Regions from separate parts of the Homo sapiens genome. Here region 1 is linked to region 2. A link is a contact called in ENCODE Hi-C or POLR2A ChIA-PET data. All regions are on one chromosome and are shown on one strand. Each heading gives the region's core, a stretch centred on a gene start or an enhancer-like site at or near the end of the contact. The rest is flanking DNA. Distances are from core to core; before and after follow the strand shown.

What was found. Hi-C counts contacts between places; a loop is a spot of excess contacts on that map. ChIA-PET counts read pairs that join two places held with the same protein, here RNA polymerase II (POLR2A). Pooled maps may share reads with other maps.
Region 1: POLR2A ChIA-PET joins it to region 2 with 10 read pairs in BJ. The contact joins two enhancer-like sites. A Hi-C loop is called at or near these places in 3 of 168 maps with a recorded cell type or tissue (CD14-positive monocyte, PC-9 and naive thymus-derived CD4-positive, alpha-beta T cell), 4 of 37 single-sample maps with no recorded cell type and 12 of 50 pooled maps. POLR2A ChIA-PET finds 5 or more read pairs at or near these places in 3 of 52 experiments (BJ, PC-9 and activated T-cell).

Annotation. Positions count from the first base shown.
Region 1 is chr17:15,964,510-15,968,568 of GRCh38, reverse strand. The region is part of intron 1 of ADORA2B (adenosine A2b receptor); the gene reads right to left. Among named protein-coding and RNA genes, the nearest start is that of ADORA2B, 21 kb to the right of the region's middle. RefSeq lists enhancers at 1-255, 506-1,090, 1,091-1,677, 1,678-2,263, 2,264-2,850. Within about 2 kb of position 2,213, at least 13 of the 41 ENCODE cell types and tissues checked have a DNase peak (open chromatin) inside an H3K27ac peak, as active enhancers do; they include CD14-positive monocyte, where a contact is called at or near this core.
Region 2 is chr17:15,885,230-15,889,053 of GRCh38, reverse strand. It overlaps a transcript of ADORA2B not described here. Among named protein-coding and RNA genes, the nearest start is that of ADORA2B, 58 kb to the left of the region's middle. Within about 2 kb of position 2,058, at least 4 of the 41 ENCODE cell types and tissues checked have a DNase peak (open chromatin) inside an H3K27ac peak, as active enhancers do; they include CD14-positive monocyte, where a contact is called at or near this core.

The DNA of each region.
Region 1 (4,059 bases), core at 964-3,463, 79 kb before region 2:
GCCATAGGTCAGCAGCTTGAAGACTTGAAGGAAGGGGCTTCTGCCACCCTCCTGGGAGGCAGTCCTCAAGGACAGCAAAAAGAGGCATGCTGGAGGACATAACCAGACCCCTCAGCACAACCTCTGTAGGAAGCGGAGTGTGCTCTGCGATGTTATGGTATGTATGTATAGTCACCTCACCGTATGTACACACAGGGGGTTGGTTGCAGGATCCCCATGTATGCCAAAGTCCTCACATACTGAGGTTCCGCAGTCAGCAGCCCTCCGTATATGTGGGTTTCACATCCCAGGAATACTGCATTTTCAGTCATGTTTGGTTGAAAAAAATCCAATACAAGTGGACCTGCATAGTTCAAACCTGTGCTGTTCAAGGGTCAGCTGTGTTGGCTTTGGTCCACAGTTCCTGGCACATAACTCCCATAGCCCTTGTTACTTCTCCCCAAGACAGGCCATGATAACTAAAAATATATCTTCCTCTGTCTTTCTGTCTTGGAGCTGTCCATAAAGAAATTCTCTGATCTACCTTGTTTGATTGTGACTCATAAGACCCGCATTTCAGAAGGGGTCCTGCCCCTCCCCTAGAAGGAGCCGCACAGAGAGGCCAAGAAGCATTGGAACAGATAGGCTTTGCTGAGTTTCCCCATTCAGCCTGTCAGTCTGAATCATGCCTTTTCGTCCACTCACACTGCCACCCAGTTGTCCATGCTTGAGTCATGTCTATTCAATGGAGAATCCAAAAAAGGGCTACGACGAAAAGGTACGGAGAGCTACAGGACAGCCAAACACATGGAGGTTCCTGAAGGATGGTGCACCCAAGGAGGGCATGGAAACGCCTCGCTCTTTCTCACACCTCACCCTGGTCTATGTCCTTTGTAATATCATTTTTTGTTTTGTTTTGTTTTTTTGAGACGGAATCTCACTCTGTCGTCCAGGCTGGAGTGCAACAGTACAGCTGAGGAAGTGTCCTTCCCCACGTGCCCTGGCCCCTGCATCCTCCACCTTCTCCCATTCTTATCTTCTTTAATAATCTGTCCCTTTGGCTGGGCGCGGTGGCTCACGCCTGTAATCCCAGCACTTTGGGAGGCCGAGGTGGGTGGATCACCTGAAGTTAGGAGTTCGAGACCAGCCTGGCCAACGTGGTGAAGCCGTCTCCACTAAAAATACAAAAATTAGCCGAGTGTGTTGGCGCATGCCTGTGATCCCAGCTATTCATGAGGCTGAAGCAGGAGAATTACTTGAACCCAGGAGGCGGGGGTTGCAGTGAACTGAGTGAGATTGCACCACTGCACTCCAGCCTGGGTGACAGAGCGAGACTCCATCTCGAAAAAAAAAAAAAAGGCAAGCAGGTGTCCCTGCACTGGGCAGGACACTGGAAGGAACGAACCCCTGGGGACTCTGGCATCTCAGGAGGGCTCTGGTAACCACCTGCCACGCCCTCTCCTTTCCCACTTCCTGCTGGGCCTCTGTCCTCTCCCCAGGCCAGTCTCCCTCCTCGGCCCCACCCCTTGCTGCAGACTCTGCCTCCCTCCCTGTGCTCCGAACACCCTCAGGTCTGCATGCGTTTGTCCATCTCCCCAAAACATTCCTGAAGGGCATGGGCCACGTCCTTCCGTCCTTCCGTTCGCCAGCCCGTGGCAGTCACTGCTCTGCTGCAGAGGTCACTGAGCACTGCAGTGAGGCCAGGGAAGCAGGACAACCGCCCCAAATGTAGGAGAGTGAATAACAGGCGACTGAAAAGTGAACACAGGAAACACAGGCAGCTTTATTATTCCAAACAAGGCAGAAACAATCCCAGCCTTTGCAGGCCCACACAACAGGGGAGTTCTGGGAAAGTCCACACTCTGGGAAATGGCTATGCCCCACCACTGTGTACGGAGCTGTGCTCTGATCCATCCATTCTCCTTATAAGGAGCTCATTAGCTAAGGAGATTGACAGAAAAACAGTCACACGGAGGGAATCAACAAAAGGAAACAGCGTGAACACTGAGGTTACGTAAGGAAACGGGGAACCGCCAAGGCCTGCATAACAAGCACTGGCCTATTTCTGGGGCAGGGTCTCCTCCTGCACTGGCTCTGTGGCCCTCAGCTCAAACCAGGCTTAGAAATCAATTCCCAGCTCTCAAGGTGCTCCTAGTATAGATCAAGGGCAGCTACCTGGGGAGTGACATTGAGCCTGGCCAGTCCAGCCACAGGCTGGATGGAGCCTGAGCTTCCCATCGGAAACACTAGCCCCAGAACCCGCCTCCAACCTGCTGCTGAGGCTTTTAACATAGACGGAATGTGTACAAAGCACTTTAGAAATGCAGATTGCTAAGTAAATGCACACAGAGTTCTACTGCCGCTTCTTAAAATTGTTTCCTGTTTGTTTTAGGGATGTTTCTTCCGTTTATAGTCTATCTAGCTCACAAGCTTTAAATTCCTCTGAAATACATACATTTCTGCTATAAAGCAATATATACATTCTTAGAAAACCTCATGTTATCTTATTCCACATATTAACAGGACTTCTGTGAAACATGGGGCTAGAGCAGACCACTCAAACCTACAAAACATTGTCACTAGAGCACTAACAAAATCTTTTGGGACACCCAGGCAGGCAGTTCAGTGGGGCAAGAGGCTGCCACCATGGATATTAAAACTGCACCAAAAAAGTCAAATAGAAAGCCTGGCAAACTTTAATTAGAGCAAGGCTGACAGGTGCCAAGACAGTGCAGATGAAAGAGGAGTTCTGAGCCAGGGGGCTGTTACTAAGATGGGCCTGGAGGCAGCGTAGCCTGCCACGGCCAAGACCCCAGCAGGCTAGGATGTGGCTTTCTACGGGAGTGCCAGCTGCAGGCACTGTTTTTTTCTTGTTCCCAGGAGCCCACAGGGGCTCCTGCGGCAGAGCAGTCAGAGGGCTTTTTCCTTTCCTGCTGAACACTGTCATTCTCCTCCCACTATTCCACCTCCTTTGCCTAGGCAAAATCACAGGTGAACCAAAGCAGTGTCTCCATTATACCAACATCCTTCCCCTGGCCACCTGCCACGCGTGAATTAATTCACAGTACAGAAGTTCACATGGAAGCAGAGCAGCTTATCTGCCCCTGAGCTCTCAGGGCAGCTCATGACCACCCAGAGCACCTCTCCCGTGTACCTACCACACAACTGCATTTTCTGTCTCTTTCCACTGAAGGATGAGCTCCTCCATGGAACAGACTCACAGCTGTATCCAAAACACCTAACACTGCCTGGCAAGCAAATGGTGAGAGAAAGCCTGAGTTTATAAGAAGGGAACAGAACCCTGCCTTCTTAATCAAAGAAACATGTTGAACACCCACCTGGGACTTGGGAGTTCTAAATAAAGCAAGGCATCAACATCAAGTGCATGAACATGGTTTCAGCTTCAGCTTATAAACCACTAGAGGCTATCTATATAAGAGGGGATATTGTTATGACGAGCTTCTGAGCAGCCTCCCATTTTTTCAGATTTCCCATGGGATCAAACTATGAAATTTTGTTTGTTTGTTTTTGAGACAGAGTCTAGCTCCGTCGCCCAGGCTGGAGCGCAGTGGCACGATCTCGGCTCACTGCAAGCTCCGCCTCCCGGGTTCACGCCATTCTCCTGCCTCAGCCTCCTGAGTAGCTGGGACTACAGGCACCCGCTGCCACACGGGCTAATTTTTTGTATTTTTAGTAGAGACGGGGTTTCACCGTGTTAGCCAGGATGGTCTCGATCTCCTGACCTCGTGATTCGCCCACCTTGGCCTCCCAAAGTGCTGGGGTTACAGGCGTGAGCCACCGCGCCCGGCCAGATTTTTTTTTTTAATATTCATCTATTTTTCAGATTTCCTATGGTACCAAACTATAAAAGGTTTTTTTTTTAATATTTATGAACAGAAAAATAAATAGAAATTTTAATAGCACTATAACAATTAAAAAAGTAGAATTCATCTTTTCTTTTTTTTTTTTTTTTTGAGACAGAGTCTTGCTCTTGTCGCCCAGACTGGAATGAAGGTGCAGTGTCATGATCTCGGCTCACTGCAACCTCCACCTCCCAGGTTCAAGCGATTCTCCTGCCTC
Region 2 (3,824 bases), core at 809-3,308:
TTGTCTCTATTAAGAATACAAAAATCAACTAGGCGTGGTGGTGGGCACCTATAATCCCAACTACTGGAGAGGCTGAGGCAGGAGAATCGCTTGAACCTGGGAGGTGGAGGTTGCAGTGAGCCGAGATAGCGCCACTGCACTCCAGCCTGGGCAACAAAGTGAGACTCTGTCTCGAAAAAAAAAAAAAAAAAAAAAAAAAAAAATATATATATATATATATATATATATATATATATATGGCATCACATACAGATAAAACAGGCCAATGTGGATTCCAAAGTCATGAATAAATAAGAGTTCTAGTAATTATATGATTCTGTGTCAAACAGATTGTGAGGGAACGCCTTCTCCTTTTTATTCCAAAAATTTTGAAGAAGACTTGGCTGTAAATGACAGAAGCAAGATGCAATTAAATCCTTGCTAGAAAGGCAGACCTTAATGTTTTTACCTTATGTGATAGGTTAAAGATGTTACAGATTCTGGGAAATCCTCCACTTAAGAGACGGAGTCCAATTCTTTTCCCCTTGAATCTGGGCTGGCCTTAACAATTTGCTTGAATGAGGAGTAAGTGACTTGGGACTCAGAAGGCCAGTTCCTAAGAAGCTTGAACTGCCTACCCAGGATTCTTGGAATGCTCTCTTGTACCCCTGAGGCTCCTGGGGTGTGTGGAAATTCACACTGGCCAAGTATATAGGCTGCATGGAGAGAGATGGCGACCCCACAGTCCCAGCCGCAGCCATGAGGGCTGGTGACCAAGGAGCAGATGGCAGTCATGCCCAAACAAAATGAACACTGTTGTTAATTCTAATCCACTGTGTTTCAGGGTGGTCTGCTCTACAGCAATAGCAACCAGAACACCTGATCTGATTTCTTTCGTATCTGCTGCAAAGGAGTGAATCACATGTCTATGGTGGTTGAAAGCAACCTATTGTCCCCCAAGCAAATAACTCTGGGGTTCCTTGGAATTCTTTTCCAATTCTGATTCTGTTCATATTATTGTTTTAGTCACCTTATTTTATATGGCTCATTATCTCCCAAATCAAGTTTGGCAACTTCTGCTTATCTTTTTTTTTTTTTTTTTTTTTTTTTTTTTTTTTTTTTTGATGGAGTCTTGGCTCTCTGTCGCCCAGGCTGGAGTGCAGTGGCACGATTTCGGCTCATTGCAAGCTCCGCCTCCCGGGTTCATGCCATTCTCCTGCCTCAGCCTCCCGAGTAGCTGGGACCACAGGCGCCCGCCACCAAACCTGGCTAATTTTTTTTATTTTTTTTTAGTAGAGACGTGGTTTCACCGTGTTAGCCAGGATGGTCTCAATCTCCTGACCTCATGATCCGTCTGCCTCAACCTCCCAAAGTACTGGGATTACAGGCGTGAGCGACCACACCCAGCCTATCTTTTAAAATTTAAAAAAATGCAGACCTCCTAAACCCACTCAGTTCAATGTCATTACTACTCTGAAACACGAGCTGCAGGCGCCATGCTCATAGCTGTTTCCACTGTGTCTTCCCTTCCGCAATGCTAGGGTGGGCAGAATGACGTGTGAAGGGGGCCTTCATAGCACCTTTCCAATCAGGCAGGGCAACCTGCCTTCATCAGCACTCTTTCTTTAAACTTTCTTCTTGTTTATTCTTCCAGGTGAATTTTTAATTATTTTGTTAAGTTCAAGAATAAAGAAAGTCTGTTGGGATTTCAACTGGAGATTAATTTGGAATAATTTGCTTTTTAAATGGTTCCTCTCACTATCTGCACTGACGGCACTTGGGGTTTGAGACTGGGAAAGAGGAGACAGTGACCACGGTGAGCTGGTCCAGGAAGCAGTGCCCTTCCCTTTACTCCTCTGTGGGCAAGAGCCTTCCCATGGCAAGAGGACGGCTGCGTCCCAGAGATGTTCAGGCAGATGCTGCACAGCCTCTCCCTGGAGACAGAATCACAGGAGATTTACATCTCAGGAGTGGCTGGGCCCTATCTTTCTTACTTCCTCTGTTTTCATTTGACAGACACTCAGGAGGCCCCACCCGCAGCATTTCCTCCCTGAGGTTCCCTGGCTTTGGCATCGTGACACAGGGTCTGGTTGCCTTGCAAGCACGGGCCAACACCTCCTGCCCCCTGGCTGGGTCCACTTCCTCTGGCCCACCAGCAGCTCAGGCAGTGCTGGCCCTGCACAGCGCCTGAAGGCAGGCGAAACCCAGTGGCTCAGCAGGGGCCTCTGGTTCTTCTGTGGCATCCTGAGAGCAGGTCTTCTCTGTGCTCTCAGTTCAGGACCCACATGATTCCCTGCCATCTTCTGTCCCCAGGACCACACTCCAGGCCTCTGGACAAACACTTTCCTGGAATTTTCTTCCTCTCCTTTCTTCTGCCTTTCTGTTAAGTTTGCTACCTCATTTTCATAAATTCCACTCTTCTTCCTTGCTTGCTGCTTCTAAAAAAGGTCACAGCTATGCACAGCTCTGCTGGCTCCTCTCCTCGTGGAGTCACCCACGGTCAGTGGACTGGCAGTCCCCCTAAGCCCCACCCTGCTCCTTGCTGAGCATTTACCTGTGTCCAGAAGGTCCCCCAAGGAAACGCCGGAGACACCTTCTCATGAGCCACCTGCACGACTCACTAGTGGTTCAGCCCTCAAGGCTGGGAGTAGAGTCCACACAAACATTTCCAAAGCCCTCCATGCATGAGGGGCTGACAAGTACACCCACAGGGAAGTGTGGTTCTACTGCACGTGGTTCACCCATGCTGTGGCACAGGCAGGCAGGACAGCCTGAGGTTGGGGTGTACGGGAGGCAGGATGAATTCTGGGGCTTCAGGAAAGGGCGAGCCACTACAAGATTCCTCATGGAGTTCTGGGAGCCTGGGAGACAAAAGTCTGGTTCTTTCTTTCTAATAAGTCCTCACTTAATGGCACTGAGAGGTTCTTGGACACTGTGATGTTAAGTGAAATGGTGATGTGCTGTGTGACGAAACCAGTTTCACTGTAGGTTAACTGATATGAGCCACAGTTGAGTTCCCATGGCTTATGGTATATGGTTTCACCCAAAGCTGCAGTTTCCAGGAACCAACTGGCCACGCTAAGAACTGAGCTGACATCAAATTGAATGAAGCCCCTGGCTAACCTAAATGTCCACTGCTCTAAAGAGTAACAAACCAACCCAAACTGTGACCAGCTCCTCCTTCTCTCATTAAAGCAACTCAGTGTGACTTCAGGAAAATGACTCAACTTTTCTGCCTTTAGTTTTCTCATCTCTCAGATGAAGTGGCTAGATTAAGTTAGTGGTTCTGAAATAAACAGTTATGAAAACTGTTCTTCCAACTTCACATTTCTGCAGAGGTTTTTTTTTGTTTTTTTTTTTTGATACGGAGTCTTGCTCTGTTGTCCAGGCTGGAGTGCAGTGGCACAATCTCGGCTCACTGCAACCTCTGCCTCCCAGGTTCAAGCAATTCTCGTGCCTCAGCCTCCTGAGTAGCTGGGACTACAGGCACATGCCACCATGCATGGCTAATTTTTGTATTTTCAGTAGAGTCGGGGTTTCACCATGTTGGCCAGGCTGGTCTCGAACTCCTGACCTCAAGTGATCTGCCCACTTCGGCCTCCCAAAATGCTAAGGTTACAGGCGTGACGCACCACGCCTGGCCTGCAGAAGCTTTTTTAAAGGTAGGGTTTGCAAACCACAAAATCCAGTGATCCTTTATTTTACAACCTTCTGTCTATGTTTGACCTTGCATTGCCCCAAAGAACAGCCAGCAGCCACACGTGGCTATTTAAATGTTAAAATCTTAAACAAATTTACAAGAAGAAAACAACCCCTTTAAAAAGTGGGCAAAGTACATGAACAGA